Linked DNA regions of Homo sapiens: region 2 is linked to region 1. Evidence: chromatin loops called from intact Hi-C (ENCODE). Cell type or tissue: OCI-LY7. All regions are shown on one strand. Each heading gives the region's core, and the rest is flanking DNA. Links, peaks and the distances in the headings are about the cores only. Region 1 holds the start of WDR64 (WD repeat domain 64). Region 2 overlaps WDR64 (WD repeat domain 64).

Region 1 (15,637 bases), core at 5,188-13,187:
CTTTGCCTTCCACCATGAGTAAAAGCTCCCTGAGGCCTCCCCAGAAGCTGAGTAGATGCCAACACCATGCTTCCTGTACAGCCTGCAGAACTGTGAGCCAATTAAATCGCTTTTCTTTATAAATTACCCAGTCTCAGGTATTTACAGCAGTGCAAGAACAGCCTAATACACAGCATAAGGACAAACATGTAGACCAATGGAATAGAATAGAGAGCCAAGATATAAACTCTTACATATATGGTCCATTGATTTTTGACAAGGATGCCAAGGCCATTCAATGGGGAAAGGAGGAAAGGACAGTCTTTTCAACAAATGATGCTGGGAAAACTGCATATCCATGTGCAAATGAATGAAGTTGGAGCCTTACATTATATCATATATAAAAATTAACTCAAAATTGATTGGAGACCTATATGTAAAAGCTAAAACTATAAAACTTTTAGAAGAAAACTTCTTGGGTATGACACCAAAAGCACAGGCAACAGGAGAAAAATAGCTAAATTGGACTTTATCAAAATTAAAAACTGTTATGCATCAAAGGGCACTATCAAAAGAGTGAAAAGACAGCACAGCAAATGGGAGAAATACTTGCAAGTCATATATCTGATAAGGCATCAATATTATAAAGACCCCCTACAACTCAACAACAAAAAACTCCACACAACCCAATTCAGAAATAGGCAAAGGATCTGAGTAGACATTACTCCAAAAATATACTAATGGCCTAAAAGCACATGGAAGGAAACTTACTGTGATTAGTCATTAGGGAAATGCAAATCAAAGCCACAATGACATACCACTTCACACCTACTAGAAGGGCTATCATCAAAAAACAAAACAAAACACAAAAACAAGTGTTGGTTTTTGTGTGGAGATGTGTAGAAATTAGAACCCTGTCGTACTGCTGATGGGAATGTGAAATGGTGTGGCTCCTGTGGAAGACAATTTGGTAGTTCCACAAAAAGTTAAACATAGAATTATTGTGAGCTCATTCCTGTAATCCCAGTGCTTTGGGAAGCTTAAGCAGGATGATCACTTGAGGCCAAGAGTACAATGACCAGCCTGGGCAACATAGTAAGACCCCATCTCTTCAGAAAAAAATAAAAAATTAGCTGGGTGTGGTGGCACATACCTGTAGTCTCACCCAACTATTCAGGAGGCTGAGGCAGAAGGATCCCTTGAGCCCAGGAGTTTGAGGTTGCAGTGAGCTGTGATCGTGTCACTGCGCTCCACCCTGGGCAAGAGAGTGAGACCCTGTCTCAAAACAAAAAAAATTGCCATATGATCTAGCAATCCTATTCCTAGGTATATACACAAAAGAATTGAAAGCAGGGACTCAAACAGGTATTTGTATACTTATGTTCATAATAGGATTATTCAAAATAGCCAAAAAATAGAAACAACTCAAATGCCCATCAACAGATGAATGATACATGGAATGTGATATATACATACAATGGAATATTATACAGCCATATTTTAAAAGAAATGAAATTCTAGTACATGCTACAACATGGATGAACCTTGAAAACATTACGATAAGGGAAATAAGCCAAACACAAAAGGACAAATATTATATGATCCCAATGATATGAGGTACCTATAACAGGCAAATTCACAGAGACAGAAAGTAGAATGGTGGTTACCAGAAGCTGAGAAGAGGGAAGAATAAGAAGTTAGTGTTTAATGGGTAGAGAGTTTCTGTTTAAGATGACGAAAAAATTCTGGAGACGAATAGTAGTAATGGTTGCACAAGATTGTAAATGTACACAATGCCACTGAATGGTATACTTAAAAATGGTTAGAAAGGAAAATTTTATGTTATGTATATTTTACCACTTTTTTTTTTAAAAAAAGAAAAAAGCATGTGCAAATTGTGCCTGCATTTCACTCTCTCAGAGTGGGAGAAATAAACTACTATAACCAGTTGAGGAAGCAAGCTGAACTCAGTATGCTGCAACCAAAAAGCAGCTTGTTCTCCCTACTCATTTCAAATGTTTTCTGACCATTTGCTCCTTCCTGCCCTTAGATGGAATTTTGGCAGCTTCCAAAGCTTTTCTGCTCCCTTGCAGTTGACATCAAGGCCAGCACATTGTAATGCTGAAAAGCTAAAACTCACGGAAAACTCGCTTGTCCACACCCTCCAAGATACAGCCAGCCTCAGGCCTGGAGAACTTCTGTGAGGGTGGAGGTGAGAAGGAAAACAACTTTAGCTTCCCCCATTTTCTTGATCCGCTCGCTACCTGTAGATGCTGCTCTGGGCCCCTTTGAGATTGTGAGGGAAAAAAAATCTTCCTTGATTGGTTAAGTTGTAGTCTGATATTGGTGCTCTCTGCCAGGCACGGTGGCTCACGCCTGTAATCCCAGCACTTTGGGAGGCCGAGATGGGCAGATCACTTGAGGTCAGGAGTTCGAGACCAGCCTGGCCAACATGGTGAAATCCTATCTCTACTAAAAATATGAAAATTAGCCAGGTGAGGTGGCATGCACCTGTAATCCCAGCTACTCAGGAGGCTGAGTCAGAAGAATCACTTGAACCCAGGAGACAGCAATCCAGCCTGGGCAACAGATTGCAACTTTGTCTTTTAAAAATAATTGATATTAGTGCTCTCTGGTTGTAGCAAGTTTTAAATGTTGGGTTTTTCTCTTCTAGGATGATTTTCAGGTTCTCTAGAGAAATTGAGATCTCTGGCATCTTTCTCACACAACTCTCTCGACAGAGGCAATGCCTTTAGTAGCTGTCTGCTGGGATCTCACTCTCTGACCCTGCTTGGGGACCCTCCCAAGCTGACCCAGTCTGGCCCCTCTACTGAGAGTCTAGCGTCTGTTCCTCTGTACATATGTATGCATCTTTTGCCCTGCCAAATTCTGGAAGTGGTCTGCTGCAGAGAGCTGGCCAGCCCCAGACTCTCCCTGTCAGTGCCCCTGGGATGGAAAGAAATGGGGAGATGTCATGGCTCCTCCATGCTGAACACTCTCTCTGTGGAAGTGCTCATTAAGGATATCCTTGAGCTCCTAATGAACTCGTTGCCTTCTCTTAAATAGTTTGAAGGTGAGCAGGAGCTAATGCTTGCGGAACTGGTTCCCAGTGACTGCACACATCCTCCCGCGTGGGCCGTCTAGCCTGTCCTTTAGACAGAAAGAGGTTCATTTAAAACCCTCTAAACACCCTCTTACATTGGAACATTAAATTATCACAATACCTATATTCCAAGGAAGTCCTTTGCAAAGTATAGGGGAGCGAGGAATGGAGACACGTTTCATTTGACATTCTTGTTTGGAAACTGATAACCCCTAGCCTTCTGCATCATAAGGGGACAACAGAGAGGGAACTTCCATCAAGCATTCCTTTTCCCAGGGTTGAGACACATTCTTCCCTGGCCCCTCTAACCTTGGTCTCTGGTGAGCAGCAGAAGAGCCCTTACTGAAAATCTTGTGAAACATGTATGCACTTTTCCTACCTTAGGAAATGCAATTTAGTGGATGTGCTTGAACTTTTTTTTAAAAAAAGGAGAATCTAGCATGCCTTAAGTTTCTGAATGTCAATGCTCCTGGTGCATACAGCTCCTCAGATGGGTGAGATGTAGGGATCAGCTTAATACATAAACTGTGTATCTGTCCACATCCACTCAACCCCCAAATACATACATTTGTTTTTAAAATAAAATCTCACTTGTTACATTGCTGTTAAAAAATGGAGTTTATGGCTGGGCACAGTGACTCATACCTGTAATCCCAGCACTTTGGGAGGCTGAGGCGGACGGATCACGAGGTCAGGAGATCGAGACCATCCTGGCTAACATGGTGAAACCCCGTCTCTACAGAAAAAATTAGCCGGGCGTGGTAGCAGGCACCTGTAGTCCCAGCTACTCAGGAGGCTGAGGCGGGAGAATGGCGTGAACCCAGGAGGTGGAGCTTGCAGTGAGCCGAGATCGCGCCACTGCACTCCAGCCTGGGTGACAGAGCAGGACTCCGTCTTAAAAAAAAAAAATGCAGTTTACATGACAGAGGAGGTAGGGAAGAGTAAACAATTTCCAGAAGAAACTGGTTAGTGAAGTTATGATTAATTTACATATATATATATATCTCCACACCAACACCCATTATAGTGGAAGTTTGGTACACTGGGGTCAAAGAGAACATTTATAAGTTTCCTGAGGGAGGAAGATTAAAACAAGCTATGGACAAAGCATCAGGGATCAGAATAGCTTATAATCAGCAACGGAAGCTGATCAGAATACAGTCCTTCTAACAGCAACACTAGAAGCAAAAAGACAATGGAGTAATATCTTCAAAATATTTAAAGAAAATAATTTCCAACCTAAAATTCTGTACCCAACCAAATATCAACAAAGTGCAAGGAAAGATCAGGATGTTTTCAGATATGCAACTATCAAAAACATATCTATCTTCCAGGCCCTATTTCTGAATATGAGTCACCAAAATGAGGGAATAAATCATGGTGAGGAAAGACATAGTATATAAGCTTGAGGATGAGGGAATTCTCAAAATGATGATGAAGGGGGATGGTAGCAGGACAGCCATGCCCCTGTGTGTATAAGGCATCAGTCCAGACTGCAGGGATATGACTCAAGAGACAGCCGTGTTGAGGAGTGTGGTCACCAAGATGGCTTCTGCTCTTGTGTCATCTTTTTATTCTGAAAATGTAAGGGTGAGCCTTGCCCAGATTCTTAACAGTACCTGGTCACCAAGGGCCATGTACTGTTGAAGCTCCTGCCTACCTCTTTGTCCCCTGCCATAGGCATTAGCTGAGTATACTCATTTCACCGCAAAGGAGTTCTTCATTGATTTATCCTGGAAACTGGAGTTGGCCATCATGAACCCAGAAGCAGAAAATCCAGAGCAACCTATTGCTCCAATAGCATTTCTGCCAGATGACTGGTACCAGGCCTACACAACAGACCAGCTGAGGACCCAACCATGGGCCTTGTGTCATGGTAGCACTCCTTCCTCATACGGGCCCTTATAACATTCATGGAAGCTGAAGCCAAACTAACTCACAGCAATTATTCCACCTGCTTTTTTCTAGAGTCTTTTTCTGACAGTGCCAATATCATTTCTTTGTTTACACAGCTAGGTGTGTGTTTGCCTCTGGCTCTTTAAAATGACTGCCTTTCATGGTCATTTATATGTAAAAAATAATAAAATAGCAAAATACTTCATTGAGAAAAATAGGTATTAAAGAAAAATATACACTTATGAAGGACATTAGAAACACAGGGACAGGTTTATGAAGTTGTACATTAAAATTTAAATAATGTGCATAGTTCTGTTGAAACTAAAATTATCAAAGTATGTGGTCTGGGCTTAGAAGGCAATTTTCTAAAATTAATAGTTTTGTAAGAGTGTAGGAACATGAGTGATTTTCAATGTTCTTTAAATCTGTGGCCACATCATTTCCGCAACCGAGAAAATATAAGCACAAATGCATCCGGTAGCTCTATAAATGACCATAATAGCTGTGACTTGCTCCTGCATATAACAGCAAAGATGTTCCCAAAAGCTTCTGCCATAATGTGCATTTATACCTACTATCAACACGTCTCCTCCTCCTACTCTGTTTAGCCCACCATTCCACTGAGGTAGGCTTTCTCAAGGTCACTAGCATCCACGTTCCAATGGTTAATTTTCAGTCCTCATCTTACGTAGGCCCTCAGCAGTACTTGGCAAGGTTGACTGCTCCTTCATACTTTAATGCTTATCCATAGATATTTCAGTATCTGGTTCTAAAATACAACATCACATAAATAACAGTGCTATGGTCCAAACGTTTATGTCCCCCCGAAATTCATATGTTGAAACCTAACTCCAAGGTGATGGTACTAAGAGTTGGAACCTTTCGGAGGTCATTAGGTCATGAGGGTTTCACCCCCATAAATGGGATTAGTGCCTTCATGACAGGGCTTGAGGGGACCTGTTTGTCCCTTCCACCATATGAGGACACCTAAAAGGCACCATCTATGAGGAACAGGCCCTCACTAGATACAGAATCTGCTGGAGCCTTGATTTTGGACTTCCCAGCCTTCAGAACTGGGAGAAATTTCTGTTGTTGATAAATTATCCAGTCCAAGGCATTTTGTTATAGCAGCAGGAATGGACTAAGACAAACAATATAACATAAAATATAATTATTAAATCTAAACAATGAACAATAATTTATTATTATCATCAAATATCTACTTGGCGTTCCAATTTCCAATTGTCTCATGTATTTTAAACTCTTTTTAAGTTTGGTTGTTGAGTCAAGATCTAAATACAGTCCACACACTGTGGTTGGATGGTGTTTCTTTAAAGTCCTTTTTAATCTATAGCTCCCCTCCTCCTTCCTTTTGTCTTCCTATGCAATTTCTTTATTGAATAAACTGGATTATCCATCCAGTGGCTCTTTCCTTTTCAAAACAGCTTTTCTTCTTGGCTTCTAGGATGATCCTTTCTCTTGGTTCTCCTTGTACCTCACTAGCCACTCCTATTTACTCAGTGGTTCTTCTTGATCACTCTGCCCTCCCAACACTGGCATGCTCAGGGTTTGATCCTCACCTTGCCTTCTTCTTTATCTGCATTGATTCCCAGGTGATCTCATCCAGCCTAATGGCTTTAAATACAATGCCGTCTGAATGCTGATGACTCCCAAGCTCTCCCCTGAACCCTGGATTCTTACGTCTGGTTATTCAACATCCACAATTGTTTATCTAATAGAATTCTCAAACTTAACATATCCTGAACTGAATCCTAATTTCCCCCACTCCCCACAATCTGCTCCTTCTATTGGATTCCTCCCTCCCAAACATAGGAAATTATAATTCCATCCTTTTGATTTCTTAGGGCCAGGATCCCTGGAGTTGTCCCTGATCCTTCTCTTGCTCTCATACCCCCATCTGATCTATTAGCACACCTGTCACATCTACCTTCACACAATCTGACCACTTCGCACAACCTCCGTCACTAGTGCCCTAATCTCAACCACTGTCATCTCTTACTTGCATTACTGAAATTTCCACTTAACTGCCTTCCCGGCTTCTACCCTCTCTCCCTTTCAGTTTATTCTCCGCAAAGCAGCTGGAATGATTCTTTTCAAATGCACGTCAGATCATGTCACTGTTCTGCTCAAAAACATCCCATCTCAGAGTAAAAGCCAAAGTCCTAAAACAGCCAATAAGATCCTACGTGATCTGGATGCCACCCCCTGACTCTCTTGCCTTCTCTCTCTACCTCTCTCTCTCATCCCACACCACCTCAGTCACACTGGCCTCTGTCGTTTCTCAGATATGTGAAGCACACACCAATCTCAGGACTTTACGCCTGCTGTCCCTAGAACATCCTTCTACCATTTATCCACATGACTTGCTACCTCACTTCTTTCAGGTTTCTGCCCAGAAATCTTTCTATTAATGGGGAATTCCCTGATCTCCCTACCTCTTTTACTTTGATTTTTACCCCCACCCTAATACACACAAAATTCCTCTCTCTTCGTAGCACAATTGCTCACTGATACATTATTTATTTGTTTGTCTGTCTTCTGCATTAGTCTATAAACTTGAGAAGCTATTTTATTCACTGCTGTATCCTTAGTGTCTAAAACAGCCTCTAGCATGAAGTGTGTATTCAGTAAATATTTCCTAGATGAATTAATGGTGAATGCATTAGAATTGTAGGAAGAGTGGTTCTCCAGACATCACTGTACAGTGGTTTGAAAGCTTTAAAGGAAAAAGGAGGAGAAACAAATGGGGTTGGGGGATTTTTCTTTAAATAAAATCTTACTGCGCTCTCCTAACAGATAGTTAGAGGTGGACACCAAGAAGACAGTACTGGAATTGGAGGTGCTCTGAAATGCCATCTGCTTCATCTCTGAATGCAAGTTCTTGAAGAATGTTTTAAAAGATGGACTACCAAGGGGTAGGAAATTTATCTAACTCACCTAAGCCATAGGAAGTTAACTAATTGTTGAGAAACATTAAACAACTTCTCCTTCCCATAAAAAGTTGAAAATTGGAAAACCGGAGTCAATAGCATTTGGACTAAGTCGGATTGGAGATTGCAATGACTGGGAAGGAGATGTGCAGAAAGGCCTCTTCTAATTCATCTGACCTCTTACCTTGAAAAGCTGTCCTCATAATCAGAAGCCACTCCTTCCTTATCCTTGGCTCACTTTATTATTTCAATCGAAGGACAATGCACAAAGGAAGAAGAGCATTTGTATTCCCTATGACCTCTAAAAATGTTTGTGGTAGAAATGACAGGTGCTGAAATACATTTCATCTTTAGAAGTTCGAATTTCCATATCCAGTACAGTGGCAAGAATAAGTGTGAATATTACTTTTTTTTTTTTTTGAGAGGAAGTCTCACTCTGTCACCCAGGTTGGAGTGCAGTGGTGTGATCTCAACTCACTGTAACCTCTGACTCCCAGGTTCAAGTGATTCTCTTGCCTCAGCCTCCTGAGTAGCTGAGATCACAGGTGCCCGCCACCACATCCAGCTAATTTTTGTATTTTTAGTAGAGACGGGGGTTTCACCATGTTGGCCAGGCTGGTCTTGAACTCCTGACCTCAGGTGGTCCACCCACCTCGGCCTCCCAAAGTGCTGGGATTACAAGAATGAGCCGCCGTGCCTGGCCAAACTTTACTTTCCGCGGTATTGTGAGGAAGGCAAAAGGTTTGAGGTGAGAAGAGATACACGAGGGAGAAAGTATTACCCAGTTTTCTTACTTGTTATTTACTCATTCCTTTTCCCTCTCAAGCAGTATACACAACACACACATGTGCACGCGCACACACACACACAGTCTGTGGGGAAAAAAATATCTCAATCTCCTCCTTATGAAGGAAGTAGGATGTTACAGAGATATTATGATGCAATGAGGACCCTATGAAGGACACTGATGACATTGTGAGGTCAGGATTTTTACTGAAATGTTTGTCTGTATGAAATGCATCAGACCTAAATCAGCTTTCCTCCCTGCTAACATCCTAGTGGCAACTCTTACTCCTACCCGCACTATGGGATTTTAAGATCAAAGGAATTAGACCTAGGGCAAAAACTGAGACAGCAGGGAGGCACTGTAACAACTGGAAAGTTTTCCAAATTGGTAAACTTGCAGTATTCTTTCTGTACAGAAGTAAAAGATCCCCTATGTCCCTATGGATATCAGGAAGGAAAAGCGTCTCAACATGGCACTTCAGATGAGCAATTTCAAAAAGGCTTTGAACAGGTTTGAAAAATTGGTTGAACAAACAGCAGCCCAGAAAAGAGATGAAAGAGCAGGCTTATTTATCCATAAAGAAGGTAAGATCAGTGATTACACGATAGTCCAATTGGGTCTGTTGGTTAGAACTGGAAAATGTTTTAAGCCATCAGAGAGAAGCATCAGAGCTTAATGTGAAAGAATGGGTGCTGAAAGGGGATGAAGACCTCAGTTCTTGTTCTTTCTCTGTCCCTAAATAACAAAGCGGACATGAGGAAGCTTTTGTTTTGTTTTGTTTTTGTTTTTGTTTTTTTTTTTTACTTCTCTGAACCGAAGTTGCTTCAATTGTAAAACTATGGGATTGGATTAAATGACGTCCAGTGTTCTTCTGTAGACGCTGCCATTTGATGGCTCACTGGTTGACCTGGGATGCTCAGTAATGTATAGCACTGCTTTTTCTTAGCCTAAAGATATCATGAGACCATAAAGACTTTCATAAGAAGTGCAGCTTCCTGCCTCACCATGATTCCATTGTCTTGGCCACTCTCCATATCTCTAGGCAGGAATGATCTTGAGGATGCAAGCTAAGGAGAATATGGTGGACAGTGGTCTTACAGGAGGATTTGCAGCAGAGATGCCAGTGCATAGACAAGATTCAAGGGGAGTGGTGTAGTGTACAGCTTTGGCGTATTGAGGACAGCTGTGAAAAATAAAGCTACATGGCAGAGTGAAAGACTAACAGAACAAACCCTGCTGTTGCAATGAAAGGAGCAGAGCCCATATAATTGCTAAAGGGATAGTATAGCCAGCCTCTGAGTGTGCCAGGCTGCATAGTAATTTGTAAGTGAAAATCTTGACTTTGGGTGTTCAAACCCAAGCTGGTATTAATTGAATAGTATTTAATAATTTATAGTCATGTTAATCAATGTCATTATGTTCATTTTATTTGTGGAAAAAATGGGAGCTGAAGATAAATCATTTGCCCAAGTTACCCAAATTCTTTTCTTTTCTTTTCTTTTTTTTTTTTTTTCTGAGACGGAGTTTCATTCCTATTGCCCAGGCTGGAGTGAAATGGTGCGATCTCGGCTCTCTGCAACCTCTGCCTCCCAGGTTCAAGTGATTCTCCTGCCTCAGCCTCCCAAGTAGCTGGGATTACAGGCACCCACCACCACACCCGGCTAATTTTTTGTATTTTTAGTAGAGACGGGGTTTCACCATGTTGGCCAGGCTGGTCTTGAACTCTTGACCTCAGGTGATCCACCTGCCATGGCCTCCCAAAGTGCTGGGATTACAGGTGTGAGCCACCGTGCCCGGCCAAAGTCACCCAACTTCTAAGTGTTAAAGCTAAGACTTGGACCTTTTGGATATGCTTTTTCGGTGATTGGGAACTTGACTGGGCCTTCTAAACTACTCAACAAAACTTGCATTTTTTCCTAGTCAGTTTGTTTTACCTCTCTCTAATTGGTTTTTCAAACCCTTGACACTTTTTCTGAATTCTCTATGGGATGTCTGCTTCTCTCAGCCAAGTTTTCTACGTCATAAAAGAAAGCAAGGTCAAAAGACAAGAATTCTCTCAAACCCCCCTTTTCCACTTCTGAATCACTGAAAGCAGCAGCTGTCCTTTCTATTTCTCCTCCCCTTCAAAGCTATCAGTTTGCTGCAGCAGCTTCAAAATCTCCTTTTCTACTGGATTTGTCCTCTCAGTCTAAAAATATACTCAAGCATCATGACCTTGACTTTCTCTTTTCTTTAAGCTACCACTGTATGCCTCTCCTTTCCTTCTCCACTGAATTTCCTGACAATATCACCACTTAACTTTCAATCTACTCAGGTCTGGCTTCTCTGATCACTTTGCTGAAAATGCTCTAACCAAGCTATGTGATAAGCTAATATAGTTGCCAAATTCAATAAATTGTTTTCATTTTCCAGCCTACTTGGCCATTGCACTAGATTAACACTGTTAGCTGCCTCTGCTTCAAGAAACTTCCTTATCCTGCGTCTTTCATCACATCATTCTTATTTTTCCCATCTCAATTCTTTCTTTGCTTCTTTTTCTCCTTGAGCTTTGCCTACTGTGTTCTCTCTCAGTCTTAGAGCATAGCTACCATCTAACTAGTTTCCTAAGCCAGATATCTTGGTATAGGCTGTATAGGCTGAGCATCCCTGATCCCAAAATCCAAAATCTAAAATGCTCCAAAATTCAAAACTTTTTGAGAGCTGACATGAGATAGGGGCATATTAATATTTGCTTTCTGATGATTCAATGCATACAAACTTTGTTTCATGCACAGAATTATTAAAACTATTGTATAAAATTACCTCCAGGCTATATGTATAAGGGGTGTATATTAAGTGTAAATAAATTTTGTGTTTAAACTTGTGTCCTATTCCCAAGATATCTCACTATGTACAGTATATGTAAATATCCCAAAATCTGAAAAAAATCCATAATCTGAAACACTTCTAGTTCGAAGTATTTTGGATAATGGATACTCAAACTCTGTAACCTTTCACTATGTCATGGTATCTATCTCTTGGCTTATTACAACAGCCTATTACTGTAATAGTCTTCTTGGCCAGGCGCGGTGGCTCACGCCTATAATCTCAGCACTTTGGGAGGCCAAGGTGGGCGGATCACGAAGTCAGGAGTTCAAGACCAGCCTTGCCAACATGATGAAACCCTGTCTCTACTAAAAATACAAAAATTAGCTGGGCATGGTGACGTGTGCCTGTAGTCCCAGCTACTCGGGAGGCTAAGCCAGGAGAATTGCTTGAACCAGGACCCGGGAGGCAGAGGTTGCAGTGAGCCAAGATCGCACCACTGCACTCCAGCCTGGGCTACAGAGAGAGACTCTGTCCCCCCTCACCCCCCAAAAAATAGTCTTTTTGCCAAGTTAATCATTTCTCTATACTTCTGCCAAGAGTTTTTCATTTTAAAAATTATCAATGTGCCATATTCCTGGTTTATTAGCTCACCTCTAAAATCCACATATACTAACAAAGCATGCAAGGTCATTCACAGCTTGCCTCAGCCCAGCTTTTCAGTCTCAACTCCTGGCATTTCCCTTCATGCACCTTCTGCCCTAAAACAAACTTCTTGGCATTTCCAAACATGCTCTTAATGACTCTGATTTTGCGCATGTCATTCCCCAATATGGAGTGCCTTTTTTTCTTTTCTTTTTTTTTTTTTGATGCCTGTAAACTCTTCCTCATCTTTCAAGACCCAAATCAAATGTCACCTCTTTGTAAAAACTTCTGAACTTTCCCTAAGCAAAGCCATCCTCAGCACTGTTCATGCACTTTATTGCCATCTCGGGGAATTTACCTGCTTCATTTAACCTGCTAAAGTTGATATTAATGTGTTCATTCGTTCCTGCCCCTTATCCTCCACCATTGGCCTGTGGTTGTTTTGAAGGCTTTGTGAACCTCAGGCTGGCACAGGGCCTGGTGTCCAGAAGGTACTCCTTCAATGTGTTCTAAATGCACAAGTTGACCTTGCTCTCATTAAGAAACTTGCAATCACAAAGCCACACTGAAAATTTCCTTTCTCTATAGTTTTCAAGATTTGATGAAAACTGCATACTGCTAGACAAGTTACCTTCTATCACGGGGCGGCCTAAGAAAGAGTGAGGAGAAGGCAGAAATGTCATCTTCACTTTTGTCAGGCTGTTAATAATGTCTGGCACAAATTCATATTTATTAACCAATATTGGAAAATAAGGTCTCCCTCTCACTATTACAGGCAAGGAACTAAGAACTAGAGAGAATGTTTTTAATGGAACAGGGTCTGCCTCAGAAATGATATCAAGTAGATTGAAGGAATTTGTTCAAAAGTAATGCTCTTAGATCTTGTGAGTGACCTGGGGGAATTAATTTTATCCCAGGACAAAGAAAGTCTCATTATCCTCATCCAGTGATATTTACAATGAAACTCATATCTTGTAGCAGTTGGTGTAAATAAATATAAAACAGCTAAGGAACTGTTCAGATGCCTCATGAGAATTTCTGACTCAATATTACCAAAATAGAGTGCTTTATTTTCCCCAACAATCTTCTTCCCATTGCCTTGCTTTTGGTAAATAGATCAACATTTGCTGAGTTTTGAAACTGGAAACCTGAGTGTCATTCTAGAACCAGGTATCTTAACCTTGGCACTACTGATGTTTTGGCTAAATAATTATTTGTATATGTGTGCGTGTGTGGAGTTGGGGGCCTAGGGTGGGGGCTGTCTTGTGCATTGTAGGATGTTAAGCAGCGTCCTTGGCCTCTACTCACTAGATGCCAGTAGCACACCTACTCCTAGTTGTGACAGTCAAAAATGTCTCAAGTCTTTGCCAAATGTTGTGTGTGTGTGTGTGTGTGTGTGTGTGTGTGTGTGTGTGTCTGTCTGGGGATGGAGGTGAGGTGCAAAATCTCCCCTGCATAAGAACCACTGCTCTAGATTCCTGCCTTTCCTTTGCTTACCACTTCTGCCCCCAAAACTTCCAACCCACTAGCATATCTTTACAATTCTACTACTTCCAACCATATATTACCATCTCCACTACTATCTCTAGGGTGCCTGTATTCTAGGGTGCCACTTACCATCCAACTGGGGACACTTTCAAGACTGAAAGGGAATGTTATTAATAATTTTAAAAAGAGGCATAAACGAGACTTTCCATGGCAGCCCAGGATGTGCAGTCACCCTCAGTGTTACCCTGGCCCAAACCTCCATTTTCTGAAGCCTACACTAGTGCAATTGCCCTCCACTAGTTTTACGTCTTTCCATCTGGCCTCCTAGCAGCAGCAAGTGTGCTTTAAAATTTTTTAAGGGCATATTATATCATTTCACCCCATAAAACACCCCAAAGACATCTTACCATCATGCTTAAAATAAAATACCCGCTTCTGACTCTAGCTCTGCCCTCCTTCGCCCCTGGTCTCACCTCACAGCATTTTCCGCAGTCCTCACTGTAGGTACCTCATACCTACTGACCTTCTTGGAACATGCCAAGCCTGTGCAGCCACAGGCCTTCGTGTTGATCAGCCTCTGCCTAAAAGGCTCTTGTCTAGCTTTCTATGTGGCTGACCCTTTTTTTGCTCATCAGGTCTCAGCTTAATTCTTTTACCCACCTCCTTAAAGAGGCCTTCCCTGAGGTCTACCCCTACCTGCCACCACCATACAATTTTATCACAGCTCCCTACTGCTTTCCTTTTTTGTGCTTATTCTACAACAACTTGTTTATTTTAACTTCGTTACTGAGCTTGACATACATATAATAAAGCCCATAAAATGTACTCTTCTGAAGGAGGTAGCTCTGTAAACTTGAACCTTGGTAAACACACCTTTAGCCACCATCCAGATCAAGACAGGGAACATTTCTAGCATCCCAGAAAGTTCCCTCATGCCTTTTGCAGCAATACTGCTTTTCACCTTATACACAGGTAACCACTGATGTAATGTCTATCTTTATTAATTAGCCTTGCCTGTCACAATCTGTAAATAGTTTGTTCACTTGATACTTTTCTGATTTCCTGCTATAATATAAGCTCCCTGAGGGCAGGGATCTTGCTTATCTAATTTTCTATTCTAAGCCCAATGTCTGGCTCAGTTCTTACACATAACAGATACTCATATTTTTAACTAAATAAAACCATCTGATCTTGTCTATACAGTTTGAGAAAGCCTCACATCTAATTCCTTCTTGTCCTTAGATTCAATAGTCTTACCCCAGGGAATTACGAAATTTGACAAAATCAAGATTCAAGCAATGGTGTGTGTGTGTGTGTGTGTGTGTGTGTGTATGTGTTTACATAGAGTTTAAGAACCAGTTAAGAATTGCTCACCAGGCACAGTGGCTCACATCTGTAATCCCAGCACTTTGGGAGGCTGAAGTGGGAGGATCGCTTGAAGCTAGGAGTCTGAGACCAGCCTGGGCTGTAACATAGTGAGACCCTGTCTCTGCAAAAAATAAAATATTAGGTGGGTGTGGTGGTGGGTGCCTGTAGTCCCAGCTACTTGGGGGGTTGAGCTGGGAGGATCACTTGATCCTGGGAGGTAAAAGCTGCAGTGAGTCATGATTGTGCCACTGCACTCCAGCCTGAGTGACAGAGCAAGATCCTGTCTCAAAAAAAAAAAAAAAAAAAAGAATTGCTGTTTGCTCACTTCCACCTTCCGCTCAAGATGAATTCTACCAAAGACTCCAATGGTGAAACTTTTTACAACAGGAAAAAGGCAATTCATTCTTGAATTTTTGCATTCCTGAACAAAACTCCTAAAATATCTTAAACAGAAACCACAGAGAATGTATCAAACACCACAGTAAAATATTTTCTTCTTATTTAGTAATATTTTAGCCAAAGGACTGATTATGTTTGTAAACACAAGATCTTTTTTTTTTTTTTAAGTTCAGGGGTACGTGTGCAGGATGTGCAGGTCTGTTACATAGGTAAACA
Region 2 (15,637 bases), core at 4,491-12,490, 49 kb after region 1:
TGTATGATACTGTAATGGGGGATAATGTCATTACACATGTATCAAAACCTATGGAGTGTACAACACCAATTGTGAACCCTAATGTAAACTATGGACTTTGGTTTATAATCTTGTGTCCATTATTATAACCAATGTAGCACTGTGGTGTGGGATTTTGATTTCGGGAGAGACTGTGCATGTGTGGGGACAGGGAGTATGTGGGAAATCTCTGTGCCTTCCCCTCAGTTCTGCTGTGAATCTAAAACTGTTCTGAAAAATAAAATCTAGTTTAAAAATGTGCTGAGCTACAAACAAGAATCTGACTTGTTGCAACAACAACAGCCATATTATTCGGATTTAGCCTTAAGGATGAGCATAAACCTATCTAAAAAAAAGATTGGTTAAAACATATAACCCTTCTCTGGTGATTTAATTCCATTCTTAAAAATTTATTTTCAAAACCCTAATAAATTTTTCTGAATTTCAGCTTTTTAATCTAAAAAATGGGTGAGTCGAAAGGAGATTGATTGTTAGCTATAGAACTTGGTCTCCTTCCCCACCTTTACATTTAGAGAACAACTAAAAGTAGTACTAGGAAAAATGGTGAGTAGCCTGTCCCCCTAACAAAATGCATGATGTCCTTTAGGTGCTCTTGAGCTGTTTAAATGAAATTCATACAAAAAAAAAAGAGTCACAAAAAATAGCCTCTGCATATACAGACTTAGAATTCCTTTAAATTCTGAGGTTTTAAATTTAAGCAATGAAATAACAGAATTAGAAATTTAATGGAAGAACAGCATATCACATCTCTAAGATGTGACTTTTTCTAAGATGTGATTTTCTTGAAAATTGTAGACTTCATGAAAGATACTTTTTTTTCACTCATTTAGAAAGGACGAAATGTTTATTTTGCTGTATAACATATTGCACTGAAAGACAAATTAAAAACCCTTCACAGCACATTAAAAACAGTTTCATTTCTTGACACCAGATTGGATTCCACAAATATCATTTATATGGCATAATTAATTGCATAGTTTCATTTAGTTTCTGTAATATAATTAACTGCTAGTGATTATACTCTTGCATTTTAAAGGAGTGCATTTCTGAAACATTTAATTAAGAAATAGATGCAAGTTTATATCCAATTTGATTATATACTATGCTGGCAATTCGTGATACATTCATAACCATAAAGGAACACTGTGAAAACGTATGCAGATTGATATGCCCTTGTAGTCCTACAGAAGACATATTCTACTTCAACATCCAGAGAAAACATGTTCATTTCCAAGATACACAAATCTATAGCCTCCATTTTACCAGGGCAAACATTTCCAGCACATTTACCAGGGTGATTACAGCAACTAATGTAGCAACCAGAAACTTATACAGGTCATATATAGCTTTTAGTCCAGAAATATATCTGTTATCCAACAAATATTTAGTAAGTCACTATGGGATAAGCACTATGGACAATACAAATATATCTAAGCCACGACCCCTGCCTCTACATGCTTAAAATTTAAGTGGTAAGATAAAACATACAGACATAAAGTCAGTGGTATGTTGAAGTCAGTTCATATTAGCTTATGAGAGTTGATTGTTAAAATTTCAGGAATTAGGCAAGCCTGTTGTTAAACATTGTCATCTTGGGATGTCAAACCTAAGCCAAAAACAATCAAACAAACAAACAAACAATCACTGACATCATTCAAAATTGAATTATATAAGCTAGTAGTTCAATTATATAAAGAACAAAGGCAGTAAATACTCAAAATACGTCACTTCTTTTTTATTTATTACAATTTACCATTGTCTGTGTTCTTGAGGGTTTTTAAAAAAATATCCTCAGAAAATACTACACAGTACAATGGCGCACAACTATATGTTTTTTTTCCTAACTCCATGTTTAGAGATGTCACATTGGTAATTTGGAAGCAGCCATGCTACCATATTTATAGCATGGAAAACAGCAAACTCTAAAAATCAGTCGACCCACCCTGCTTTCCCTGGCTGCAGCTGAATATTACACATTTACCAGCACATCATTACATGGGATGATAATTATCAATGCAAAGCACGATATATCAAAGATCAGTTGAATGGTTTAGAATTATAGGCACAGTAGAAGTTAAGAAAAGGGAGTAATAAACGATAGTTCTCAGCAAGCCTAAAAAGATAAGAACAAGAAATCTTACTTAGAGGACTATAAAAATAAACTTGGCAGTGATTTCATCAACGAGAAATGTTATAACAGCCACAATAAACATACCAAGTCTGCATTTGGAGGGATGAAGTGGCTTATTTCTACTTTCTTAAAGAGTATCTTTATACTGGTGCATTTAATTGCCTATTGCCAATGCTAAGATTATAAAATAGAAATCAAGGCATTATTCTGAGACCAGACATAGTGGCTAAGCCTGTAATCCCAGCACTTTGGGAGGCCAAGGTGGGAGAATCACTCGAGCCCAGGAGTTCAAGACCAGCCTGGGCAACATAGGGAGATCCTGTCGCTACAAATAAGTTAAAAATTAGCCAGGTATGGTGGCATGCGCCTGTGGTCCCAGCTACTTGGGAGGCTGAGATGGGAGGATCACTTTAGCCTGGGAGGTCGAGGCTGCAGTGAGTGATGAGCACACCACTGTACTCCAGCCTGTGGAATGGAATGAGACCCAGTATCAAAAAAAAAAAAAAAAAAAAAAAAAAAAGCATTAGTCTGAATAACACTGATAAGACCCTAACTTACAGCACCTGGATTTTTTTCTTTCAGAAAAAGTTCTCTTCAGAGAAAGTTCCTTTCTCTGACCTCCTCTTTTATCTTATCAGCTCTTGAACACTCTAACTCCCACTACAGCTACTCAATGACCTCACTGAAGTCTCAGATATCTTTGTTATTGGAAAGGGATCCTGATCCTGACCCCCAAAAAAGGTTCTTGGACCTCACGCAAAAAAGAATTTGGGGGCGAGTCCATAGAGTAAAGTCAAAGCAAATTTATTAAGAAAGTAAAGGAATAAAAGAATGGCTACTCCATAAGCCAGGCAGTGACATGGGCTGCTTGACTGAATACACGTATAGTTACTCCTTAATTATATGGTAAACAAAGGGTGGATTATTTCTGAGTTTTCTGGGAGAGGGGTGAGCAATTCCTGGAACTGAGGGTTTCTCCCTTTTTTAGACCATAGAGGGTAACTTCCTGACATTGTCCTGGTGTTTGCAAACCGTCATGGCACTGGTGGGAGTGTCTCTTAGCCTGCTACTGCATTATAATTTGCGTATAATGAGCAGTGAGGATGACCAGAGGTCACTCTCATGGCCATCTTGGGTTTGGTGGGATTTGGCCGGCTTCTTTACTGCAACCTGTTTTATGAGCAAGGTCTTTGGGACCTGTATCTTGTGTTGACCTTCTATCTCATCCTGTGACTAAGAATGCCTAAGCTTCTGTAAATGTAGCCCAGCAGGACTCAGCCTTATTTTACCCAGCCCCTATTCAAGATGGATTTGCTCTGGTTCAAATGCCTCTGACACCTTGATCTCTTCATTATCTCAAATTTTGTCAGCCCTCTCCTCTACTTTCTTCCCTTCCTATTGACCTAGACCCCAGGTTATTCATCTGAGATAATATCTCACCAGCATTTTCTTGGCCTTACACCCTATCTGCTCACTGCATCTGATTGCAGAACCCCAACCCTTCTGTTAGCAGAGCCCTTAGCCTAGACTCCTAATCCCTTTACATGCCTTTGCTCTACTTCCTGTCTCATTTTCTCCAGTGACTATTCCAGACTTCTGCCCCTTTCACTCTTCACTGATATCCTGTCCTCCTACATGATGAAAAACCTGGAGCCTCAAGGGGAATTCTTCAACACATCATACCTTTCAAAATTATCTCTGGCCGTACCTATTCTTCTTTTCTTTTTGTTTCAGAGGTTAAAGTATCAAACCTTCCATTGGTGACCTTATGCTCAACTCCTTCCATCTTCTCCAGGATCTTGCTGTCTCAGCTCTTCCACTGTCTCCTTATTTTCTTTCTCTATTTTTAGACACAGGGTCTCACTGTGTCACCCTGACTGGAGTGCAGTGGTGCAATCATAGCTCACTCCCCCAGCGTCGAACAGGCTAGCTGGAACTACAGGCAGGAGCCACCATGCCCAGCTTAAAACTCTTATTTTCAAACTATAATGCTCAAGTCTCTGTCGATATGAGTAACCCTTCCTTTGACCTACATTTTCCTCCTAACAATCACACTATACATTTTCTTTCCTTCTTATTTTAACTTCCGAGAAGAGTACTCTGCATTCACTGCCTCCAGTTCCTTGATGTTATTCATTCCCTCCATAATTCTCTCTAATGTAGCTTCTTCCCTATCTACTCTGTGGAATCAGAAAGCCTCAGGACATTCAGCCTTACTGATCTCACCCACCCTGAAACTATTCGCCTGGTTTCTGGGAAGCCAGAGTTGTCTCCCAGTATCTTACTGTTGGTTCTTTTTTCTTGTGATTCTTCTTTTCATGCCTTCTCTTAATGGTGGCATTCTCTAGCATCAGGTCCTTAGCCAACTTTTCTTCTTACATTCTATCCTCTTCTTGGGTGATAGTTGTATTCTTCAATACACTGATACCTATGTACTAATGAAACCCAAGCTATCTTGAATTTGGGACTTCTTCTTGCTCAATATCTGCACTTGGATATCTCATAGTCCCTCAGACTCATATGATCATATCTGAGCTTAACTTCCCCCACTTTAAAATATATACCTTCTATAGCATTTTGTATTTTGCTTGGTGGCACTATGGTCCATCCATCACTCTAGCTGGAAACCTGTCACCTCACATGATTCTCTTTTCTTCCTTGATTCCCACAAACCAGTAATCACCAAATTTGTCCATATTGCCTCATAACCACTCATGGCATCTGTCCTGTCTTCTTTATCTCTATTCCTTTCACTCTCCTGGCCCTTATCTCCAACTGCCCTCTTGCCTCAATATTATCCCTGTCAAAACGATTGTTCATTAATCTTCCAGGGTATTCTCCTGAAGATGACATCCAAACATCTCAATACTTTTCACAGTTCTCTGTCCCCTCCCCACAGCACTTCCATGATCTGGCGCCCAGCATACTCCTCACCTCATCCCCTTCAGTGCCCTTCACTGCCTTGTACTTAGCTTCCTGTAAATCTGAACTGCTTGCTGCTTCCTTGAAACCCCCATGCTGGAACTTTGTACATATTTTGAGCCTGAAATACCCTCCCCATTCTTCCTCTTCTTTCTGTCCCCCAACCTCCAGAAATCTTTAAGGATCAGATGGTACCTACTCCAGGGAATTTTCCTGACCACTCCTCAGCACCTTTCTTCCAAGATAGGTTAGATACCCTTTTCATGCTGTATTAGTCCATTCTCCCGCTGCTACAAGGACATACCCAAGACTGGGTAATTTATAAAGGAAAGAGGTTTAATTGACTCACAGTTCTGCAGGGCTGCAAAGGGTTCAGGAAACATACCATCGTGGTGGAAGGGGAAGCAAACACGTCCTTCTTCACTTGGTGGCAGGAAAGAGAAGAATGAGAAAACTGAGGGAAAAGGCCTTTATGAAACCATCAAATCTCATGAGAACTCATGCACTATCCCAAGAACAGCATGAGGGTAACTGCCCCCATGATTCAATTATCTCCCACAGGGTCCCTCCTATGACATGTGAGGATTATGGGAGCTACAATTCAAGATGAGATTTGGGTGGGGACACAGCCAAACCATATCACATGCCTCAATTTTTATTTATTGCATCTTAATTATGTTGAAAGATGTGTCTTTATAAGACACTAAGATTGGTGAGGGTTACCAATACATGCAACATTCACTTTCTGATTACTCCATTATTTGGGCAAAACTACAGAAATAATTCCAGAAGAAACTCTACAGCAGCCATCTGAATATGTATTTACTTAGCAAATACTTATTGATGAATTACTAAATTTAAGACACTGTACTAGGTGCTAGGAATTTAAAGATGAATAAGACTAGGTTGTCGACCTCATATGTAATGAAGGAGAAAACAAATGAATGAATTCCCACAGAGGGTGATAAGTGCCATGATACAGATGTAAGAGAGGGGTATGACAGGAGTGCTTAGAACATCTTAGGATAGGATTGTAGGGGTGGGTGGGGGGAACTGAGGAAGGCTTCCTGAAGATGTCACAAATGCCGAGTTTTGAAGAATTGGTAAAACTTAGTCAGGCAAAACAACTGAGAGGTAGCAGAGTGGATAAATAGACACAATACAGAAGTGGTATTCACAAAGATATGGAAGAGAAAGAGAAGATGGTGAGTTCTCAAAATTGCAAATGGTTCAATATAATTGGAGAACTGAGTGAGAGAAGAGTTGGGAAAGATGAGGCTAGACAATCCAAGCATGAAAAGACCTGCATACCATGCTAAAGAGTTGGGATTTTAACCTGAAAGCTATCGGAAGCCATCGAATGCTTTAAACAAGAGAGTAAAAAAATGTTTTTGACAGCAGATCACCCTAACAGCAGAGCGGAGAATGGATTGGGGAAGGGCAAGCTCAAAGGAGGGAGACCAATTGATGAAGATATGACAATACTACTTTAGAAGAGAAATGATGAGCGCTTGGGCTTAACCAGTGGAAGTAGGGACAGAGAGAGAACAGATATTCTTGCACAACTTACAAGAATTGGTGGCCTAGTGGATGAGAAGAATAAAGGAGAGGGAGGAATCTGTTTCTTTTTTTTTTATCCTTAACATATTTATTGCGTACCTATTTTAGACCAAAAACAGATTCCTCCCTCTCCTTTATTCTTCTCATCCAGTAGGCCACCAATTCTTGTAAGTTGTGCAAGAATATCTGTTCTCTCTCTGTCCCTACTTCCACTGGTTAAGCCCAAGCGCTCACCATTTCTCTTCTAAAGTAGTATTGTCATATCTTCCTCAATTGGTCTCCCTCCTTTGAGCTTGCCCTTGACCATTTGACAGGATGGTCAGGAGAGACTGCTCTGAAGAGACAACATTTGAGCAGAGATATGAATGTGGTGAAGATCAAATCATACAAATATCTAGAGGAAGAATGTTTGAGAACAGGTGACTGTCAGGCTTCTGGCTGGGAGGACAGTTTACATGGCACTATTTACTATAATAGAATATAAGTGAGTAAGGGAGCACTTTGCTCACTTGCTTCAAGGGAGCAAAAGAATTCTAATGTAACCTTTGCCAACTTATTTGTTGGCCATGTGGTCTTGGGCATGTTACTGAAGTTATTTGAACCTCAATAACCTCCTTTATGAATGGAAATAGCACTAACTTTCTTATCTCACAGGATTTTTGTGATGGTCAAATAAGCTGAGATGGTGAAGGTGCTCTGGAAATTGTAAAATGCTATACAAATGGAAAGTATTATTATTTGCTTACAGTCATTTAAGCTTTCCTGAAGAATGGACTTTTAAAGAAGACTTTGATTTCCGTGTGCTGTCAAAATCCATGAAAATAATAAATACCCCAACACCAGAGAAAAGGAAAGGCACTCATATTTTCCTCTGGGAACCAATTATGATGATGCCAACATTCCCTTTGTTCAAGCATTAGGATCTGTCAATCAGGTTGTGAAGTTTGTGTTAGGTTTTAAATGAGATAGTAATATTTTTTTATATAAAGACTGGACATCGTCTTCTTTTTGACAAGAAAAATATGCCCTTCAACTAGCATGATTTAATCAAATATAATACCTTTTGCGGGGAGTAACCTCAAGAGCAAAGTTGAGTTACGCACATTTTCACAATCTCCTTCTCTTAATTCACGCCATTCCATTTACACACACATACACATGCGTGCACATGCGCGCACACACACACACACACTCACACACACAGAGCCATTCTTTGGGTTTAAAGCAATTTTTTGTTGTTTATATGTTTTTTTCAAAATGCATATTTGTAAATATTTGTAAGTTACGTAATGGTATTGTAGGGGCATTAAGTTCCTACTCTCCATCGTGTTCCACAGGTTTGGTACTCAGTCATTGTGAACACTTAGATTATCTAGAAGGTTTTACTTTTCTGATTAACCAGTGCAATCTGATCTTTGCTCTGAACAACATCTACTTTGCAATAGTCAGGAGTTTGTCTTTGAGCCCAGTTCTGGGCTTCCTGGAATTTGGTTGGTAATGTATTCGTCTGAGAAGAAGTCAGGAAGTCAGTTGAGTAGTAATGACAACCTCAGCAAACAGTGGTCATTGATCTGTTCATCTAGATGAGCTTTTCAACTACTTCCTCACTTGGGCCACACTCCTAAATCTAGAAGCTGAAGAGGTTTCTCAAGTGAGGTAGTGTAATCATGTTTTCCTGAGCAGCCACTGCCATTGTAGAGTCATCTCAATAGACTGAGAATTGGGTCCATTCCATCTCTAGACTCAACATGTTTCTATTTTTGTAATTTCCTATAATGAATCTTAAGTTGAGCCAGATAAAGCTGCATTTATACAATACATAATTGGCCAGCTGTTAAATTGGGAGCCAATAGCTCCCAAGAAGACAGGAAAAAAATCCTCTCAAAAAAATTTCCATTCAGAAGTGATTACCATTCTGTTTGTAATTTTGTATGGTAATTTCACAAATGGAGTTCTGTACTAGCAAGAAAATAAACATCTGCAATTAATTATGCCATGTAAAGCATGTTGCCTGTTGCAAGACATAAGCTGAACCTTCAAACCCTTTGATAGCTTGACAGTTTCCAAGAGATATGCAACTAACTACTCAGCATTACTTTTTATTATTTACCCAACTCAGAGGCAGATTATCATATTAGAAAGAGTATAGTTGCCCTTGGTAAGGTTGCTGTGGAGACAGAACTGGTTTCTGTCCTAGCACTCACTAACCCTGTGACCATTGAACACTTTACCATTAGTTCTTCTTACCTCAGTTTCCCCATCTTTAAATGGTAATGAATATACCTACATGATAGTCTTATAAAAATTACTTAAGTTAACTCACGTAAAGTGCCTTGTTTAATGCCTGACACAAAGTACTCAATAAATGTTGGCTCCTTTTCTTGTTCCCCTAAGAAAGATACTGAAAAAATTTAAAGGAAAAAAAAAAAAAGAAAGAACTTGAATACAAAGGAGAAGAGATGAAACTATCATAGATTAGTTTGTGCACTGGTTTAAGCTTCCTGTTCCTGCATCTAGAGCAGGGATTAGCAAACTGTAGCCCAAGGCCAGATCCAATGAGTCACCTGTTTTTATAACATCTGCAAACTAAGAATGGTTTTTACATTGTTCAATGACTGAAACAAAAGTTTTAAAAAAGAATAATATCTTATGACCCATAAAATTGATATGAAATTTAAATTTCACTGGTCATGAATAGAGCTGTAAGGGAATCACAGCCATACTTATTTGTGTTATCTATGATTGTTTTCATGCTACAGTGGCAGAGTTGAGTAGTTCTGACAACAGAGACTTTATGGCAAAATCTACAATATTTGTTATCTTATTCTTTATGGAAAAATTTTGCCAATGTCTGATGTAGAATTTTCTATTGCACCCTCCCTTGCCCCTTGGGAATGGGCACAATATGGATCAATAAGAGGCAGTAATACAGAGTTAGGGCCACTTTTTAAAAATGCCTTACCTGAGGCATTCTGAAATTTCTTTCCTCTTATATCATAAAGGAGAAAAGAGAAATGCCTTATTCCTTGTTTCCTGCCCTCATTCCCCACCAACTACCTCACCGTCACCGGGAGAAAATATCGAGGGACTCTGCTGACTCAGTAGCCCTGCTTCTTTAGCAATCACACAGTTCCCCTGGGATGCTTCCCGTCTGCAGCATTGCCTTCCATTCAGTGAACAACCCCTATCGTGTAACACATGCCCCCTGAAAAAAGTCACCCCTTTACCTTCTACCTGATGACTCTGCTTCTCTCCCTGCATCACGCTCATTAATTCATGGAACAACAGGAGAAAAGTCTGAGATGAAGCATGTGGTAATTCAGCCAGGGACTTTTGATAGGGGACTCTATCAAAAAGTTTTTTTTTTTTTTCTGTTTTGAAGAAACTGTCAGAAAATGTTTCTCTTTAAAATTGCTATCATTTCAGGGGGATCAGGGAAAAAGTCAGAATGAACTTCCCAGAATCAATACATTTCTATTCTGTGTGACTCCGGGAAGTGGTTATTGTTAATCAGGTATTTGTCCCTTAAGGATATTCAAACAATTATTTATTGGGAGCCTTCTATATTCAAAGAACCGTTGTGTATTAATCCATTTTCACACTGCTATAAAGATACTATCTGAGACTCAATAATTTGTAAAGGAAAGAGGTTAATTGACTCACAGTTCCACATGGCTGGGGAGGCTTCAGGAAACTTACAATCATGGCGGAAGGTGAAAGGGAAGCAAGGACCTTCTTCACATGATGGCAGGAGAGAGAAAAGTGAGCAAAAGAGGAACTTGCCAAACACTTATAAAATCATCAGATCTCATGAGAACTCACTCACTAACACAAGAACAACACGGGAGAAGCCGCCCCCATGAACCAATCACCTCCCACTAGGTTCCTTCCTCAATACTTGGGGATTACAATTCAAGATGAGATTTGGGTGGGGACACAAAGCCTAACCATATCACATGGTATCTACATTTTATCTTGTTATTAATGAACATCATGGGCCCACATTGTACACGAAACTGTGAGTCTGGTGCCACTCTGCTATGGGTGGTGTTTACAGGTGGGGCTCACTAAGGTGTCCTGGCCAAGAGGACAGTCTCCTTCCTTCCCAACCTCACCCCTGCCATCCTGAGAAGGGAGCATAGTGTGGTGGACCTGGGCTCAAGTCCAAACACCAAACTGATATCTCAATGCACTGGAAAGTATATGAAAAAACGCTCTTCACTCTTAAAGTGCTATCGAAATGCTGGTTAATATTATCATGATAGATTTCTCACAAAATGTTTGATTTTTTATGCATGCTGGTTAGAGTAAGATACTTCTAATAACAGAATGAAAAAGCAATTTTTCAAAGGATATGCAGCTGAATATGAACATGAAATACTGGAAAGCAGGCCATCTTTCATTTTCCAAATTGACATCAATTATATGAGCCTTTCTACTTGAAAGAAGTTTTATTTAAAGGCACAGTTCACTCATTTGTAATTCATTTAATTATGTGGGCTCCTATCATTATTTTTTATAGGAAAATAGAGTAATTACATCTAAAGGGCAAATATCCTTAAGAAACTGAAATTTTTAAAATGGGAAGTATGAACACAATTCCACATGCTGAGAAATTTAAGTAAAAAGGTTGTTAGATTTGCTCATAATCAGTTAATAGGGTATTAAATGGCTCTTTTCCTGCTGTCTTAGAATTTCAGCTAATGCCATTCTAAAGAGAGGTATAGTAGACCATCCTCAAGAATTACTGGAGAGGATTGCTCTAGACCCATGACCTTTACACCATCATCCCTTGCCAGCAAATGTGAATATGATACAACCAGCAATTCAAAAATAATTGAAAAGAGGGATTAAGGTACCTGGTTGTGGGCCAATGGGGGAATGCAGGGTTATTTTGTCTGCCTTCCCCAAAATGGGAGTGGCGGTTGGGGCGAGAGCTTCTGGTGCTACAAAGCAAGTGCTGACAGGTCCAGGAAGATCTACTCCAGAAGAGCCTAAAGTGGGGAAACGCATCTAGCTCCCCAGTAGCTAGTTGCTGAGGCTCAGAACTCACAGGCTCACCTTGGGCAAGCTTGACATGTGACACATGTACGCGATGACCACTACTCGCTTCCTCATGGAGAATTTATTTTTTTTCTTTTTAGAGACAAGGTCTTGGCCGGGCGGGGTGGCTCACGCCTGTAATCCCAGCACTTTGGGAGGCCAAGGAGGGCGGATCATGAGGTCAGGAGATCGAGACCATCCCGGCTAACACGGTGAAACCCCGTCTCTACTGAAAATACAAAAAAAATAGCAGGGCATGGTGGCGGGCGCCTGTAGTCCCAGCTACTCGGGAGGCTGAGGCAGGAGAATGGCGTGAACCCGGGAGGCGGAGCTTGCAGTGAGCCGAGATCGCGCCACTGCACTCCAGCCTGGGCGATAGAGCAAGACTCTGTCTCTAAAAAAATAAATAAATAAATAATAATAATAATAATAATAATAATAATAATAATAAAAGATACAAGGTCTTAATGTTACCCCGTCACCTGGACTGGAGGGCAGGGGCATGATTATAGCTCATTGCACCTTCGAGTTCCTGGGATCAAGCAATCCTCCTGCCTCAGCCTCCTGAGTGGCTGCAGATACAGATGTGTGCCAACACGCCCGGCTAATTTTTCTTAATTTTGGTAGAGATGGGGTCTTGTTATGTTGCCCAGACTGGTCTCAGACTCTTGGCTTCAAATGATCCTCCCACCTTGGCCTCCCAAAGTGCTGAGATTACAGGTGCGAGCCACCATGCCTGGCCCTCATGGAGAATTCTGAAGGCTGCAGGCTGGGCCACAGTCTGACTTTCCCGGCCCTGGGCATTTTTGCCTTTATAGGTCCCTCCCACCATAATACTATCAATCTTACACATTATTTTTCATATACTTTTATGTCTTCAACATTTTTCTTCTGTCTTAGGAAAAATTTAGTATGTTTTCATGGGCCCTAAAAATTCTAATGTCCTATGACCCTAAGCTTTTATTTTTGCCTTCTGATTTTAAGTGCAACTAGAATATTTCCACGGGCCCCTAAAAGTACTTTGGGCTCCAGGCCTTGTGCCAGCTGTGCCTAAGGATCAGGTCGACCCTGGCTGGAGGAACCCGCCACAGAGTGGCAAGGCTGCATTCACACTGATACTGTCCAGCATCCTGTGAATTCCCTTTGGGCCACAGAAGGTAGCTTCGCTGGAGCCATCCTAATGGGAATTGGCCCAAGAAGATTTGCTGTTGGGGCGAGGTGACAAGATAAGACAGGGTAAAAGAAAATAATGCCCTTCCTGGTTTGTACTACATCCAGTTCAGTTCATTCAGCCAAGCAGCTATGGTGACAAAGTATGTCACTGGCAAACCTGTAAATGAGTCATCAGTTAGAACTTAACTACTTCTCATCTGGGACATTTAAGCATTTTCAAAAGCCTAAATACTGACTTTTGATTTATGTTACTAAATTGAGACTCCTTTTATGAACTTTGCATTTGATAGAAGGATAACTACTTACAAAGTAGATTTAAATTAGTTCAAAAAACTGTTTTAAATATTTTAGAAGTATTCTTTCACATAGAGATAATACTACCTGCTCTTCCATTTAGTAAAGCTTTCTATCTAGCAGTGAATTTGGTTATTTTGCATTATTTTTTATTAAATTTTTAAAAATCAAATTTTTTCAGGTGATTGTTCTCACTCATCAAGGTATTTTAACAAATTTTATTTAAATAATTGATTTTTAATTGTAGTGTCTATTTCAAAAAATATGAGAGCTATTCCTGCAAACTGGTAGCCTGTTAGCCAAATGCAGCTACAAAATGTGTTTGGGGGATCACTTATTTTTTTGATCTTTGCTTGTTGTGGTGAACCTGCCTTTCCTGTTGTGCATGTTGGCTGGCTCTGGGCCCGGGCTCCCCCTTTTCACAGGCATGCACTCTCAGTTCACCACAGCCCCCCTTCTCCCTGTGGTGTCATACCCAACCCCTTCTCCCAGCTAGTTTACCTGCCTGGCTGCTGCAGACTTTGAGTTTGTGACCCTCAACTGATGGACACTCTCACCTCTGTTCTTGTAGTTCACTGATGTATCTATCCCCTAGGGCAGTGTTGGGCGTACAGCTGGCACTCATAAATGTTGTTGACTCACTGACTGAGGACCCACTGAGTAAGCCCTAAAAACTCTACTTCCTTCATAGGCTTTGCTGCCCCTGGCAACTTTCCTACCTTGAGTATTTCCCTTTTGGAGTACACTTAGAGTCAACTGTCCTCTCTCCTTAACTCCCTTATGAGCCCTAGACATTCTTTGATATGAAAAACTAATTTTTTTAGCAATCTTAGACACAGCAGAACTTTTCAAACATATTACAAGCCTAAGCCTTTCCAATACAAAATTTTATAGCCAGCAACCTTCAAAGAATCCAGAAATCAAGATCTCTCACCACCCACCAGCCTGTTCTGATTTTGGTTCTTCCTCCTCATCTAGGTGCATTGCTGCTCAGAAAGTATGATGAATTATGAGAGTGCTTATTCATGTATGTCTACCCCAACCAGGGACCACTGCGATAGGCTGTGCAGGCTGTGCCCCCCACAGCTCTGGGACGCCATCCACAAAGGCTGCACAGTTGCCCTGCATGACCCCTGCCCCAGCTGCAGGTATAGGGGAAGGACAATATCTAAGATTTTAAGAATGGAAGAAACTATTTAGGTCATAGTCAACCCTTGATTTCATAAGTGGAGACACTGTAGCTCAGCAAGATTAAGTGACTTTTCTAAAGTCATATATTTAGCAACAGAACACAGCCAGAATCTAGGTCTCCTGACCTCACGTCCACAGTATATTCTAAGTCAACTTTACCAGTCGGCCCTGTCCTGCTCCATCCACTTTATGGCAGGGCCCTATAGAAGTCTGCCCATCCCACCTCTTCTTTTTACTGGGGCTCTCATAAGAAGAGCCAAAGAGTGCTTGTTCTTTCTTGAAACTGTATCAGGAGACAGCCCATGTCCTGTGAGGTCTGCAAAGCAGGGCGAATATACTCCAGGGGGTATGCAAGATGATCCATCAAATGGGGGTAGAAAACTCTAGAAGTTTTCTTTCCTTTAAATTATTATCTCATTATTTTATTGTTGTCTGTTTTATGATGTTTATATAATTTTAATTCAGTAATATATGAACATAATTTACAAATAAATGTCAGTGGTGTGCATGAAAAATAATTGTAAGAATTTTTTATTTTTTGAGACAGACTTCCCCAGGCCAGAGTGCAGTGGCACAATTTCAGCTCACTGGAACTTCCCCTTCAAGGGTCCAGCAGCTCCTGTCTCAGCCTTCTGAGTAGCTGGGATGACACGCATACACCACCATGCCTGGCTAATTTTTGTGTTTTTACTAGAGACAGGGTTTCACCATGTTGGCCAGGCTGGTCTCGACCTCCTGACCTCACATGATCCGCCCGCCTTGGCCTCCCAAAGTGCTGGGATTACAGGCATGAGCCACTGCACCCAGCCTTTAAGAAATAATTTAATAGACATTTATGACTCCACCCTTGGAGAGTCTGATTTATCAAGTTAGGGCTGAGGTCCATGGTTTTTTTTTTTGTTTTTTTGTTTTTTTTTTTAAGGATTGGGTTTCACCATTTGCCCAGGCTGGTCTGGAATTCCCAGGCTCAAGCGATCCTCCTACCTCGGCCTCCCAAAGTATTTGGATGACAAGCGTGAGCCACTGCACCCAGCCTAGGAATTTCTTTTTTAATATCCAAAGTGATTCTGATGCACAATCAGATTTTGGAACGACTGCACTAAGGTCTTGAGCATTCTGACCTAGGTAAAGTTAAGATGTTGATAAAGTTGTATATACAGGTCTAAGGATAACTATTTACTTTAGGCTTAAGGAAGAATAAAGTAATTTAATTGGAAAAGCTACATATGACCCATGGTATCCAGTATAGACTCAGATGAATGCCTGAACTGCTGAGTATGGATC

Evidence for each region. A loop is a pair of places that touch in the nucleus more often than their neighbours do. Peaks named below come from ENCODE experiments on the same cell type or tissue, not always from the same donor. Only the 100,000 strongest peaks of a DNase experiment are listed, where the experiment ranks them.
Region 2: it touches region 1 in a loop (5-fold over the local background); 10 of 110 quality-filtered maps call a loop at or near these places.

Annotation. Positions count from the first base shown.
Region 1 is chr1:241,643,330-241,658,966 of GRCh38, forward strand. It overlaps WDR64 (WD repeat domain 64), which reads left to right and starts at 8,952. Exons shown (of 28, transcript NM_001367482.1): 1 at 8,952-9,300. The coding sequence starts at 9,156. In OCI-LY7, for the core only: no CTCF peak of the experiment used is centred there; no DNase peak of the experiment used is centred there.
Region 2 is chr1:241,693,452-241,709,088 of GRCh38, forward strand. The region is part of intron 8 of WDR64 (WD repeat domain 64); the gene reads left to right. All of the region lies in intron 1 of LOC124904603 (a long non-coding RNA gene), which reads right to left. Among named protein-coding and RNA genes, the nearest start is that of WDR64, 49 kb to the left of the region's middle. In OCI-LY7, for the core only: no CTCF peak of the experiment used is centred there; no DNase peak of the experiment used is centred there.